4 separate regions of the Homo sapiens genome follow, and regions 1, 2 and 3 are each linked to region 4. A link is a contact called in ENCODE Hi-C or POLR2A ChIA-PET data. All regions are on one chromosome and are shown on one strand. Each heading gives the region's core, a stretch centred on a gene start or an enhancer-like site at or near the end of the contact. The rest is flanking DNA. Distances are from core to core; before and after follow the strand shown. Region 1 has its middle 26 kb from the start of LINC01754. Region 2 has its middle 15 kb from the start of NCOA3. Region 3 has its middle 34 kb from the start of NCOA3. Region 4 overlaps ZMYND8 (zinc finger MYND-type containing 8).

What was found. A loop is a pair of places that touch in the nucleus more often than their neighbours do. ChIA-PET counts read pairs that join two places held with the same protein, here RNA polymerase II (POLR2A). Pooled maps may share reads with other maps.
Region 1: a pooled map shows a loop between it and region 4 (4-fold over the local background). The contact joins two enhancer-like sites. A Hi-C loop is called at or near these places in 1 of 37 single-sample maps with no recorded cell type and 2 of 50 pooled maps. POLR2A ChIA-PET finds 5 or more read pairs at or near these places in 5 of 52 experiments (AG04450, GM10248, H1 and 2 more).
Region 2: a loop to region 4 is called in a map of heart left ventricle, with 2.5 times the contacts of the local background. The contact joins two enhancer-like sites. A Hi-C loop is called at or near these places in 4 of 168 maps with a recorded cell type or tissue (B cell, dorsolateral prefrontal cortex, esophagus muscularis mucosa and 1 more), 19 of 37 single-sample maps with no recorded cell type and 9 of 50 pooled maps. POLR2A ChIA-PET finds 5 or more read pairs at or near these places in 3 of 52 experiments (HEK293T, RWPE1 and activated CD4-positive, alpha-beta T cell).
Region 3: a loop to region 4 is called in a map of endothelial cell of umbilical vein, with 1.8 times the contacts of the local background. The contact joins two enhancer-like sites. A Hi-C loop is called at or near these places in 2 of 168 maps with a recorded cell type or tissue (endothelial cell of umbilical vein and gastrocnemius medialis), 2 of 37 single-sample maps with no recorded cell type and 3 of 50 pooled maps. POLR2A ChIA-PET finds 5 or more read pairs at or near these places in 3 of 52 experiments (HEK293T, RWPE1 and WTC11).

The regions. Positions count from the first base shown.
Region 1 is chr20:47,436,959-47,440,255 of GRCh38, reverse strand. No RefSeq gene overlaps it. Among named protein-coding and RNA genes, the nearest start is that of LINC01754, 26 kb to the right of the region's middle. Within about 2 kb of position 1,320, at least 8 of the 41 ENCODE cell types and tissues checked have a DNase peak (open chromatin) inside an H3K27ac peak, as active enhancers do; they include OCI-LY7, where a contact is called at or near this core.
Region 2 is chr20:47,485,557-47,489,085 of GRCh38, reverse strand. No RefSeq gene overlaps it. Among named protein-coding and RNA genes, the nearest start is that of NCOA3, 15 kb to the left of the region's middle. RefSeq lists silencers at 1,112-1,171, 1,192-1,241 and enhancers at 1,452-1,501, 1,532-1,861, 2,462-2,531. Within about 2 kb of position 1,290, at least 9 of the 41 ENCODE cell types and tissues checked have a DNase peak (open chromatin) inside an H3K27ac peak, as active enhancers do; they include B cell, where a contact is called at or near this core.
Region 3 is chr20:47,466,457-47,469,807 of GRCh38, reverse strand. No RefSeq gene overlaps it. Among named protein-coding and RNA genes, the nearest start is that of NCOA3, 34 kb to the left of the region's middle. RefSeq lists an enhancer at 971-1,130. Within about 2 kb of position 1,372, at least 5 of the 41 ENCODE cell types and tissues checked have a DNase peak (open chromatin) inside an H3K27ac peak, as active enhancers do.
Region 4 is chr20:47,257,250-47,260,426 of GRCh38, reverse strand. All of the region lies in intron 12 of ZMYND8 (zinc finger MYND-type containing 8), which reads left to right. Among named protein-coding and RNA genes, the nearest start is that of MIR3616, 92 kb to the right of the region's middle. RefSeq lists enhancers at 703-842, 1,223-1,332. Within about 2 kb of position 1,571, at least 16 of the 41 ENCODE cell types and tissues checked have a DNase peak (open chromatin) inside an H3K27ac peak, as active enhancers do; they include B cell and OCI-LY7, where a contact is called at or near this core.

The DNA.
Region 1 (3,297 bases), core at 71-2,570, 180 kb before region 4:
GGCTCACACAGTGAGATCAGTACTGTTTCCCTATTTCTTGATTCATTTCCTTTGTGTTAGCTTCTTTTTTTTTTTTTTTTTTTTTGAGACAGAGTCTCGCTCTGTAGCCCAGGCTGGAGTGCAGTGATGCGATCTCAGCTCACTGCAACCTCCATCTCTCGGGTTCAAGCAATTCTTCTGCTTCAGCCTCTTTAGTAGCTGGGATTAAAGGCATGCACCACCACGCCCAGTTAATTTTGTATGGTTTCACCATGTTGGCCAGGCTGGTCTCAAACTCCTGGTCTCAATCAATCCACCCGCCTCGGCCTCCCAAAGTGCTGAGATTACAGGCGTGAGCCACTGCGTCTGGCTGTCTCTATTTCCTGATCCATTTCCTTTATTTAACTTTTTTTTTTTTTTTTTTGAGACGGATCTCACTCTGTCGCCCAGGCTGGAGGGCAGTGGCACCATCTCAGCTCACTGCAACCTCCACCTCCAGGGTTCAAGCAATTCTCCTACCTCAGCTTCCTGAGTAGCTGGGATTACAGGCACATGCCAGCACGCCTGGCTAATTTTTGTAATTTTTTTAGTAGAGACGGGGTTTCACCATGTTGGCCAGGCTGGTCTCGAACTCCTGACCTCGGGTGATGTGCCCACCTCGGCCTCCCAAAGTGCTGGGATTACAGGCATGAGCCACAGTGCCCGGCCTGTGTTAGCTTCATTTTTATTTTTATTTTCATTTTTATTTTTATTTTTTTTTTTCAGGGACTATAGGAAAGGTAAATGCTTCATTCTTGGTAATTTCCCATATGGTGGCCCAGCGAGGCTCACAGCAGTCAACCTTACATCCCACCACAAAGCAATCATGGTAGAAAAAGAACATCTCTTTTCCAGTATTTCTAGAAAACATCTCAGAACTGACTTTCACTGGACTCTCTTAGGTCACATGTCCATCTTTCAGCCAATCACCACAGCCAGAGCTGAGCTATGTTGGTGTCCGGATTGACCTGAGTCGCCTGCTTATTCCTGGAGCCCATGGGTGGCGGTCTGCCTCACCAGGACCACAGACACCAAGGGGGAGAAGGAAACCCCACCCAGGAAACCTAGAGCTGTTTCCAGAAGGAGGAGGGGTTGCTAGGTAGACTGAGCTACAAACATCTACAACAGTCACACAGGGAACTTAGGGGAAGGCCACCCCAGAAGCCCACAGTTTCCTAAGGTGCATCTCACTGTGCACGCAACTACCCCAGCTCTTTCTGTTGCCTAGGAGCTCACGTCTAAGAAATCACAAAATGTAAACACGGACTAAAGGAGAAGTCATCAGAGGAGAAGAGTATGCGAAGGGAAGAGGTTCAGAAGGGCGGGAAAACATCCAACTCTTGGACTTCGTTACCATATTCACCTTGTCGAAAAGTTTCTAAACCTGATGAATGACATTCCAGAGGACTGAAATAATTGGCACATGTGACCGAGGAAATGCAGGCAGTAATCTTCAAGAAATTGTGGAGAGTGGGAACAACTGGAAGATTGGAGTTGGGCAAATGTATGTAATTTTTAAAAGCTGAATCCCAAGCCCTGCAGACCGATTGGTTTGGGTGGTTATTCTTCCGCTTCCTCTTCCTCTTTTTTTTTTTTTTTTCTCTCTCTCTCTTTTTTTTTTGAGACGGAGTCTTGCTCTGTTGCCCAGGCTGGAGTGCAGTGGTGTGATCTCGGCTCACTGCAACCTCTGCCTCCTGGGTTCAAACGGTTCTCCTGCCTCAACCTCCCAAGTAGCTGGGACTACACTCGCACGCCACAGCACCCAGCTAACTTTCGTATTTTTAGTAGAGACAAGGTTTTGCCGTGTTAGCCAGGCTGGTCTCGAACTCCTGACCTCAGGTGATCCACCCGCCTTGGCCTCCCAAAGTGTTGGGATCACAGGCATGAGCCACTGTGCCCGGCCTCTTTTCTTTTGCTTCTTCTTTTCTTCCTCTCTTTTTTAAAAGACAGTTTTATTGCTATGTAATTTACATGCCATGAAATCTACTGCTTTTGTTTGTGTAATTCGATTATTTTTAGTAAATTTTTAATATAATGCAGCTTTTTCATCACCCCAGCAGGAACTCTCAGGCCTGCTTATCCTTAATCTCTGATCCCACTCCCAGCTCCAGGCAACCACTAATGTACTTTTTGCCTTAATAGATTTGTCTCTTCTGGCTGGGCGCGATGGCTCATGCCTGTAATCCCAGCACTTTGGGAGGCTGAGGCGGGTGGATCACGAAGTCAGGAGTTCGAGACCAGCCTGGCCAATAAGGCGAAACCCCTTCTCTACTAAAAATACAAAAATTAGCCGGGTGTGGTGGCACGTGCCTGTAATCCCAGCTACTCGGGAGGCTGAGGCAGGAGAATGGCATGAACCCGAGAGGTGGAGGTTGCAGTGAGCCGAGATGGCGCCACGGCACTCCGGCCTGGGCGACAGAGCAAGACTCCAACTCAAAAAAAGAACAAACAAACAAAAAAATAGATTTGTCTTTTCTGGCTGGGCACAGTGGCTCATGCCTGTAACCCCAACACTATGGGAGGCCGAGGTGGGCAGATCACCTGAAGTCAGGAGTTCAAGACCAGCCTGGTCAACATGGTGAAACTCCATCTCTACTAAAAATACAAATATTAGCCAAGCCTGGTGGCACACACCTGTATTCTCAGCTACTTGGGAGGCTGAGGCAGGAGAATCACTCAAACCTGGAAGGTGGAGGTTACAGTGAGCCAAGATCGCACCACTGTACTCCACCCTGAGCAACAGAGTGAGACTCTGTCTCAAGAAAAAAAAATTTTTGCCTTTTCTCTTTTTTTGAAACAGGTTCTTGCTGTTGCCCAGGCTGGAATGCAATGACATGATCATGGCTCATTGCAGCCTCGATTTCCTGAGCTCAGGTGATCCTCCCTCCTCAGTCTCCCCAGCTGTTGGAACCACTGGCATGCTACTGCACCTGGCTAGTTTTTTTTATTTTTTTGTAAAGACGGGGTCTTGCTATGTTGTCCAGACTGGTCACAAACTCTTGGGCTCGAGCAATCCACCCACCTTGATCTCCCTAAGTGCTGGGATTACAGGTGTGAGCCACCTTACCCAGCCCCATATTTTTATTTTTTTGTGTGTGTATATATGTATCTACTGAGTCATAGTATAAAACATATATTTTACTGTGGATCATTGCCGAAAAGGTTGAAAACATAGTTATTGACTGTCCTCTTATTACATAACTTTTTATGTGGGTTTATTGTCTCTTATAAACCAAGAACAAAACTTTCAGAAGGCAGAGTTTCCTTGTATCCTTGTTT
Region 2 (3,529 bases), core at 41-2,540, 230 kb before region 4:
TTGTAACACAAAATAAGGCCTATTATACACACTGCTTTATCTCTTTTTTTTTTTTTAACTTAAAGTATCTGGACCCCATTCTCCATGATGTGCTTATTTCACATTGCATGCCTGTAACAAGACATCCTGTATACCCCATTGATATATACACCTACAATGTATCCACAACTTCTTTTAAAAGTAAAGTATCTGGGAGATCTTTTTTAACTGTTGAATGTTAAGCAGCTTCATAATGTTTCACTGGCTACATGGTATCCCATCATATAGAGTTTCGGGGGCATTTAAAGGTTGGCTGACTCCAGCCCTGGAATAAAACACTTCCTTTTTTAAAAAATGAATTCGGGGACCAGGTGCGGTGGCTCACACCTGTAATCCCAGAACTTAGGGAGGCCGAGGCGGGCGGATCACCTGAGGTCAAGAGTTCGAGACCAGCCTGGCCAACATGGTGGAACCCCGTATCTACTAAAAATATAAAAATTAGCCAGGCGTGGTGGCGGGTGCCTGTAATTCCAGCTGCTTAGGAGGCTGAGGCAGGAGAATTGCTTGAACCCAGGAGGCAGAGGTTGCAGTGAGCCAAGACCGTGCCATTGCACTCCAGCCTGGGCAACAAGAACAGTGAAACTCCGTCTCAAAAAAAAAAAAAAAAAAGTAAAGAAAAGAAATAGTGTTTTAAAGTGATGACAGTAAGCTTATTTGAGAGGACAAACCCTCTATCAATGATTTAGTACTTACAGAGTAGGAACATGGAAGGAGTAGCCATGTTGGGGCATGCAAACAGTATCTATGCCAGAGGTGAATGTATAAGGCAAGTTAAGATTCTAGCTTTAAAAAAAATAAAAATTTGCCAGGCGTGGTGGCTTACGCCTGTAATCCCAGCACTTTGTGAGGCCGAGGTGGGCGGATCACCTGAGGTCAGGAGTTCAAGACCAGCCTGACCAACATGGAGAAAACCCGTCTCTACTAAAAATACAAAATTAGCCAGGGTGGTGGTGCATGCCTGTAATCCCAGCTACTCGGGAGGCTGAGGCAGGAGAATCACTTGAACCTGGGAGGCAGAGGTTGCAGTGAGCCGAGATCGCGCCATTGCACACCAGCCTGGGCAAAAAGAGCAAAACTCCATCTCAAAAAAAAAAATATTTTAAACCTTCTGGCTATTATCAATCAACTACATTGCAAACCTGTTAAGGATGTTACTGTACATGTCAGTCATGATGTCTGCCCCACTTACCCACAGACCCTTCTAAAGACAGAGCAGAAGTCACCTTCTTTGGTACCATGTGACTGGCAACTTCTGCTCACACCACAGCTGATTGTGTCAGACATGGGCATCAGCCCCAGGGGCAGCCAATGCATGGGCAGGGCAAGTGATTTATGAGATAGCTGGACCCAGAATATCTGGCCCAACAGGAACCAGGTTGACCTGTGAGATTGCCACCTGGGATGCATTTAAATTAGAAACTCCAGAGTAAATCAACTTGTTAAGAAAAGGATTTGAAGCTGAAGGTATAAAAGATATATGAGACAGGAGGGAGTAGGGTGGGAAATGAAAGAACAGAAACTGAATATTCAGAGCTAGGGGGTAGAGAAAAGAAACTAAAAAAAGCGCAAAGGTGGTCAGTTTCCAGCAATACAGCAGATTAGATAGCCTGAAACACTCAACCCCACCCGCAAAAACATCTGGAAATTCTGAGTAAAAGATAACAAGTACTCTTTTAAATGAATCACAGGGTTCACAGGAAAGAAAGGGAAATCCCCCATGTCAAAAAACAAAAATGGAACTGAAACCCAACCGGTAGTGTGAACTGATAGATACTATGCCAGAGGAGGAGGTGTCACGGGTCTCAGAAAGCAAAGACCTCCTAATGCAATGCAAATACAAGGGCAGGAAATCAGGCCTTGGGGCTCATGTAATCCAAAATTACAATATAGAAATCATCCTCCTGGAGCTAGGAGTCAACCCAGCAAGCAAAGGCGTACTTTCAGATAATAGCATGTTTGCACAAAAACCATCGAAAGATGAGCTAATAATTATTAAAGACACAAAAGAAGGTACCAAAATATGCAAACAGAATAATATCATAAAAAACAAAAAAAAACAAAAAACAAGCAGGTTTGATAAAGAACCTGGCTCAGGCCTGTAATCCCAGCACTTTGGGAGGCCGAGGTGGGCAGATCACGAGGTCAGGAGATCAAGACCATCCTGGTTAACACGGTGAAACCCCCGTCTCCACTAAAAATACAAAAAAATTAGCTGGGCATGGTAGCAGGCACCTGTAGTTCCAGCTACTCGGGAGGCTGAGGCAGGAGAATGGCGTGAACCCCAGAAGCGGAGCTTGCAGTGAGCCGAGATCGCGCCACGGCACTCCAGCCAAGGGACAGAGCGAGACTCCATCTCAAAATAAATGAATAAATACATAAATAAAATAAAAACTAATTTCTGGCCGGGCACGGTGGCTCACGCCTGTAATCCTAGCACTTTGGGAGGCCGAGGCAGGTGGATTGCCTGAGCTCAGGAGTTCGAGACCAGCCTGGGCAACAACGGTGAAACCCCGTCTCTACTAAAATACAAAAAATTAGCCAGGCGTGGCAGCATGCGCCTGTAGTCCCAGCTACTCAGGAGGCTGAGGCAGGAGAATTGCTTGAACCCGGGAAGCAGAGGTTACAGTGAGCCGAGATCACACCACTGCACTCCAGCCTGGGCAACAGAGTGAGACTCCGTCTCTAAAAAAAAAAAACTAATTTCTTTCTCTTTTTTTCTTATTTATTATTACTTTTTTTTTTCTAGAGACATGGTCTTACTCTGTAGCCTAGTCTGGAGTGCAGTGGTGCAATCATAGTTCACTGCAACCTCAAATTCTTGGGTTCAAGGGACCCTCCAGCCTCAGCCTCTTGAGTAGCTGGGACTATAGGCATGTGTCACCATGCCTGGCTCAGGACTCATTTATTGAATGACACTGTATACCAGACCTGTCCCAAGCACATGCCAATGCAGTTCCTATTATGAAAGCTTACAGTCCAGACTTGACAAATTCCCAAATGACTACCCTGGAAAATTTCAACCCCCATACTGGGCCTCAGTTTCTACGTTTGTGAAATGAGCAATTTAAACTCAATGTTTCCCCTAGTGTAGATGAGATTATTTTTGGTAAAATATTCGGGCACCATTAAAAAGCACTGTGGAAAGGAATCTCTCTTTCATTTTTTTTTTAAGTAGAGATGGGGGGGTCTCACGATGTTGCCCAGGCTGGTCTCAAACTCCTGGCCTCAAGTGATCCTCCCATCCCAGCCTCCCAAAGTGCTGGGATTAGAGCCGTGAGCTACCACACCCAGCCAGTCACCCCTTTTCCTTTCTTTCTTTTCTCTTCTTTCTTTCTTTCTTTTTCTTTCTGTCTTTCTCTCTCTCTCTCTCTCTCTTTCTTTCTTTCTTCTTTCTTTTTTTTTCGAGATGGAGTTTGGCTCCCATTGCCCAGGCTGGAGTGCAATGGTGCAATCTTGGCTCACTGCAACCTCTGCCTCCTGGGTTCAAGCG
Region 3 (3,351 bases), core at 123-2,622, 210 kb before region 4:
TTATCTTTCTCAAGCCAGCTCTATTCAGTGCATCTTAGGTTCCTGTTATGCATTTCAGTTTGTTACTCCTGTCCAGAAATTAAACTCCATCTGAGTAGACATTATTTCTGTTTTGGTTTCCATTATGCCCAGCATAGTACCATAGGATGCACTTAATAAAATTGAGAAAGAAAGAAAAGAAGACCGGGCATGGTGGCTCATGCCTATAATCCCAGCACTTTGGGAGGCCGAGGCGGGCAGATCACGAGGTAGAGATCAAGACCATCCTGGCCAACGTGGTGAAACCCCGTCTCTACAAAATACAAAATATACAAAAAATACAAAAATACAAAAATTAGCTGGGCATGGTGGCGCACGCCTGTAGTCCCAGCTGCTTGGGAGGCTGAGGCAGGAGAATCACTTGAACCCTGGGGCAGGGGCGGAGGTTGCAGTGAGCTGAGATCACGCCACTGCACTCCAGCCTGGCGACAGAGCGAGACTCCGTCTTAAAAAAAGAAAGAAAAGAAAGAAAAGAAGGAAAAAAAGGAAGGAAGGAAGGAAGGAAGGAAGGAAGGGAGGGAGGGAGGGAGGGAGGGAGGGGGAAAGAGGGAAAGCCCTCCCTCCCTCTGTTGTTTTCTCTGTCTGTTGCTCTGTTATTTGATCAGAGCAACCCAAAAGGACTAGTATGGGTTTCCTTATCTTCCATCTCCAGACATAGGAGACAGAACAAGAATATTTGCAAGGGAAAAAAAAAGGTCAGATAATAGGGTTGAAATAAGAAGAAAGAAAAAGAAACAAAAATGACCCCATTACCTGGGCATGCTTGCACGTGCCTGTAGTCTCAGCTACTCAGGAGGCTGAGGCAGGAGGATCACTTGAGCCCAGGAGTTCCAGGCTGCAGTGAGCCATGACTGCACCACTGCACTCCAGTTTGAGTGACAGAGTGAGACCCTGTGTCAAAGAAAAAAACGACCCCATTATTCAGATCTAGCAGCATGCTGCTATTTACCAGATTTAGCAGCCATGCTATTAAATAAAGATGTTTTTAATTAACAAAACATGCCTTTTCTTTATCAGTTTTCACTTTTCACTGAGTAATGCAAAAGAGGCATGTGTTTTGGGGGGGTGGGGAGGCACTGATGCAAATTGGGGTAGCGAAAAACATGCTTGAACTTGCCCCCTCTGGGTTTAGTCGGCACTCTCTATGCCCTGTCAAACCCTTCTGGAATGAACGTTTGATGTTCCGGGGGTAAATCTAAAATAACTCCAAGGTGACATGTGCTGCAGACCCTTGAGATTATGTGTTTGTAATCGTATGAGATAAAAAAAGAGGAAGCAGAAACACGCACATATATACACACGCAACCTTTCTACAGCTGGGCGCGGTTTCTATCAGCCTGGTCAACAAAGCCAAGCTTTCTGTAAAGAAACAAGCTGGGATCTTTCAAGGCCTTGGGTTCCGGGTGCCACTCTAAGGTCCTGCCTGTGCAGTTGACTTTTACACATCTGTTTTGCGAGACTTCAAAACCTCGATGTTCTGGCCACTTGGTTCTTGCAGCTGGCAGTTGGCACATTTAAGGCCTCTCCCCAAATGAAGGCCTTTGAAAATATATTTGAAAAATGTAGCCCCCACCAAATTTAAAAAGGCTATGAATAAAGACCGTTTGAACCTTGAAGCTCCACCTGAAGGCAGCAGTCCTTGGAAAGATTTCCTCAAGCTGGACATGGTGGCTCATACCTGTAACCCCAGCACTTTGGGAGGCCAAGGCGGGAGGATCATTTGAGCCCAGAAGTTCAAGACCAGCCTGGGCAACATGGCAAAATCCTGGCTCTACAAAAAATGCACAAAAATAGGCCAGACGCAGTGGCTCACACCTGTAATCCCAGCACTTTGGGAGGCTGAGGTGGGCAGATCACAAGGTCAGGAGTTTGAGACCAGCCTGGCCAACATAGTGAAACCCCATCTCTACTAAAAATACAAACATTAGCTGGGTGTGGTGGCACGTGCCTGTAGTCCCAGCTATTTGGGAGGCTGAGGCAGGAGAATTGCTTGAACTTGGGAGGCGGAGGTTGCAGTGAGCCGAGACCGAGCCATTGCACTCTAGCCTGGGTGACAGAGTGAGACTCCATCTCAAAAAAAAAAAAAAAACCCCACAAAAATCAATTAGCTGGGTAGCTGGGTGTGCGCCCATGGTCCCAGCTACTTGAGAGGCTGAGGCAGGAGGATCACCTGAGGCCGGGAAGTTGAGGCTGCAGTGAGCCGTGATTCCATCACTCAATGCCAGCCTGGGTGACAGTGAGACCCTGCCTCAATCAATCAATCAAAGAAAATATTCCTCCAGCACCAGTTTTCATGCAAGGGAATTTTTGTTCAGTTTGGTTCAGCCAAATAAAGTCCAGGATAGAACCTGGGTCTATCAGAGTTCCCCAAATTTCAGTGACTCATGTAACGCCTTTGAGATTTTTGCCATCGCCACAAATCACCTTTTTTTTTTTTTGAGACAGCGTCTCGCTCTGTCACCCAGGCTGGAATGCAGTGGTGCAGCTGTTACAGTAGGTAGCTAGTCAGACATGAACAGAGCAAGAGAGAGTTCCCCCACAACACACACACACCAGGAATGTCAGGTGACCAGAGGTGACCATCAGGTGATGCTCAGGCGGTTGTTAACTATCTCTCTAAAATAATGATTGGTCTCAGCCGACTCCAGGGAAAGGCAGTCTCCCAATAAGCAGAAAAAAAACAACAACCTGAAACTGGTGATCAGCAGCTTCCCAGTAAGATCTCAGGACTGGGTAAATGGGCTCAAGCATGGGAATTAAGAGGCAAAATGGCAAAGTTTAACTGATGACCGTCTAGGGACATTCAACTGGTAAGGGAAGAATGCCTCAAGTGAGCACGTACACAACTCCAATAAACACATTGCACGTGCAGACAGCCCATCCCCAGTGAAAAATCACGGGAGAAGGAACTCAAGACCCCGGAAGTATGTCAGCATATGAAACACAAATCACAGGTAAAACAGAGCGCTTGATTTCTCAAGTCGCCCGCCTGACCCTCTTCCAACATAGAAAGGCCCTGTTTCTACAAAAAATTTAAAAAATTAGTTAGACGTGGTGGTGCACACCACTAATCTCAGCTACTTGGGAAGCTGAGGTGGGAGGATCACTTGAACCCAGAGTTTGAGGCCACAGTGAGCTATGTATTCCAGCCTGGGCAACAGAGCAAAAGACCTATCTCAAAAAAAAAAAAAAAAAAAAAAAAAAGAAATGGTTTGACCAGTTAGAATTTTTCATTCCTTCTGGGTACAGTGATTGGTTCAAGAATGGGGTTGTGATCCAAGCCAAGTCTTTGAGGCTCAGTTCTTAAACTTT
Region 4 (3,177 bases), core at 322-2,821:
CCCAGTGAGTGAGGGTGAGGCCAGTCCGTGGAGTCGGAGACAGTACGGGGGCCTCGTAGACCCTGGTGTGGATGGAGGGTTCAGCGCAGGAGGGATGTGAATGGACTTCACATCTCAGAAGAAGCCCTCGGTGCTGTGTTTCAAATAGTCCATATCAGTCAACCATTCTCATCTGGGGGCAATTTTGTAACACTTCCCCACCCACTGGCAATGTTTGGAGACATTTTTGGTTGTCACACCTGGGGTTGGGGTGCTCCTGGCACCTAATGGAGGGAGGCCAGGGAGATACCACCCAACATCCTACAAAATGTAGAACAGGGCCCCCAACAGAGAATTTCTAGATTGTGTCAGTAATTGTGCTGACAGATCTGGGTATGGCAGGAGAAGCCAAGGGTCTAGTTTAGATTATGTAAATTTGAGCAGCTGTTACACCCCTAGGTGGAGAGGTCAATAGGGCAGCTGGAGGCAGGAATTAGGGTTCCCTGTGGCCAGGTTCAGGCAGGAGGTGTAATTCTGGGAATCTTGACGTGTACGTGGGATTGGGTTAGAGTGGTAGTTCTTGAAATGACTTTGAGGGGGTGATGGGGACACTGCTGGCATCTAATGATTGGTGGCCAGAGTTGCGCTAAACATCCCCCAGTGCATAGGACAGCCTCACTCAACAAAGACTCCAGCCCCATTGGCTTACTGAGGTTGCGAGTCAGGGGTAGAGCATTGAGCAGGAGTGAGGCCCCTGGGACATTGAGGATGTGGAGTTCTGGTTGAGGAGGAGAAGCAAGGGGTGGAGTAGCCACACCAGGGGAGTGTGTTGCCCTGGAGCCTCCAGTATGGGGGTTTCAGAAAGAGAGGGCGGCCACCTGTGCCCAGTGACGCTTAAGTGTGAATTCCACGCCTTTGGTGGTTGGCGCCCTCCAGGTCCATCTTGTCCTACAGTGCCATTTTCAGATGGAGAAACTGAGGGAGGTCTGGAGAGGAGGCATGGGGTGCCCAGGATCCCAGAGGCAGCAGGGCTGGAGCACAGCCTGGCTCCAATCCTGGCTCACCTGTGAGTACAGCCCTGATGTAATAGGATGGTCAGGGCAGTTGCTTTCGGGGCTCCCATTCAGACCAACCAGTTGGTTCCTCACTTGAGTGAAAAGGGACACACGTGCTTCCTTGGGAACATTCATTGTTCCCAAATCTGTGGTTTGCTTTCTCACACCCTCCTTCCACCTCCACACCCTGAAAAGAAATGCTGTTTGGAGGCGTTCTCACGGTGACATTTCCTCTCTGCCAGTCATGCTTGTCAAGAATAGCTCTTTGCTGAAACTGGGTGGTCATTGGGCTTCCTCGTGACACTGTGGGTCTTTCAGTTTGGCTTGATCTGTTGTGGGAGTGAAAGGTTTCTTCCTGTTGTGTGTCTTGGTGGGTGGGCATGGTGGTGGGTGAGCACCAGGGGAACCGAGGCCCTCTTGTGTCTCCCCTGGCAGCTCTTCCGGTTCAGGACACATTTCTTATCTTCGTCAGCAGGAACAAGAGCATTGGGAATGTGGGCGTTTTGTGGGCTGGGATTGCAATGACCTAACGGGAAGAGGATCAGCTAGGGACCGATGGAAGTGCCGTGGGTGGGGAGGAGATCAGAACAAGCAGGGCAATGTTAAGGAATTCTCCAGTGACTGCCCAGGGACTGAACAAATGCTTTATAGGGCTTGATTCTGTCTGTCAGCCGTGGAACGACTTTCCCCAGACAGGGACAATGAAAGGGAGCACCCTGGATAATGATGAAGTTATTGTAGCTAACAAAACAGGATTTCCTTAAAAAATATATCAGAAAAGGCAGAATTACAGAGATGGGGAACAGATGAGTGATAGCTGGGGGTTGGAGTGCAGGAGGGTTTGCCTACACATTGGGAGGGAACTCTTCGGGAGATGGACCTGCTCTGTGTTTTGGTTGTGGTGGTGGTTACAGGAATCTATGCAGGTGTTACGACTCATAGGACTGTATTCTCCCAAAAGTGAATTTTGCTGTCTGTAAATTAAAACTTTTTAAAAATTACAACAACCTTTAAAGTAGGTAATATCTATGTTTCACAGAAGTGTAAACTGGGGCACAGAGAAGCAAGTTACCTACCCAAGGATCAACCATGGTTTGTGGTAGAGTTTGGCCTTCAGGCCCAGGCCTGTCTGCTGCAAAGCTTGAGCTCTTAGCTGAGATACCTGAATGTCTCCTGTGCCTATTGGATACGTCAGCTTTTTTGGGGGTCAGGGGGTAAGGTGAAGTTTTGAAATTTGTAAAGGATGTGGCTCTTGCCAGCTTAACCCACATTGTCGGACTGAATTGTCAGGAAAAACAGAACTCTAGATTATTACAGGAACTCTCCTAGTTTTTAAAAGCTGACAATCAATTTCATTAAAAACAAAAACTGGCTAGGCTTGGTGGCTTATGTCTGTAATTCCCGCACGTTGGGAGGCTGAGGCAGGAGGATTGCTTGAGCCCAGGAGTTCAAGGTTGCAGTGAGCTATGATTGCATCACTGCACTCCAGCCTGGGTGAGAGAGTGAGACCCTGTGGTACAAAAACAAAAACAAAACCCCAAAACTCTATTTGGGCCAGACAAACACATACAACCAACAATACAAAAATAGTCCATAGGTTGTCAGTTTTTATTTATACTATACTGTAATTATATTATACTGTTACACTATAATTAAGAATATATGGTATATAAGTATATGGCATTTTAGTATATGTATGTGTGTATATGGTATATGTATGTATATTGGGTATATGGTATGAGTATATGTATGTGTGTATATGGTATGACAGTATATGGTATATGGGTATATTTGAGTATATGTATGTGTGTATGGTATATGATGAGTATATGGTATATGGGTATGTTTGTATATTGGGTATATGTGAGTATATGTATGTGTGTGTATGGTATATAAGTATGTATGTGTGTGTTGTATTTGCGTGTGTGTATATGGTGAGCATATAGTATATGGGTATATATTTGTGTGTGTATGGCATATGAGTATATGGTAAATGTGTATATGGTATGTGAGTATATGGTATTTGTGTGTATGTATGTGTGTATATGGTGAGTGTATGTGTATTTGTGTATATGGCATATGAGTATATGTATATGTGGTATATGAGTATATGGTATTTGTGTGTGTGTATGGTATATGACTA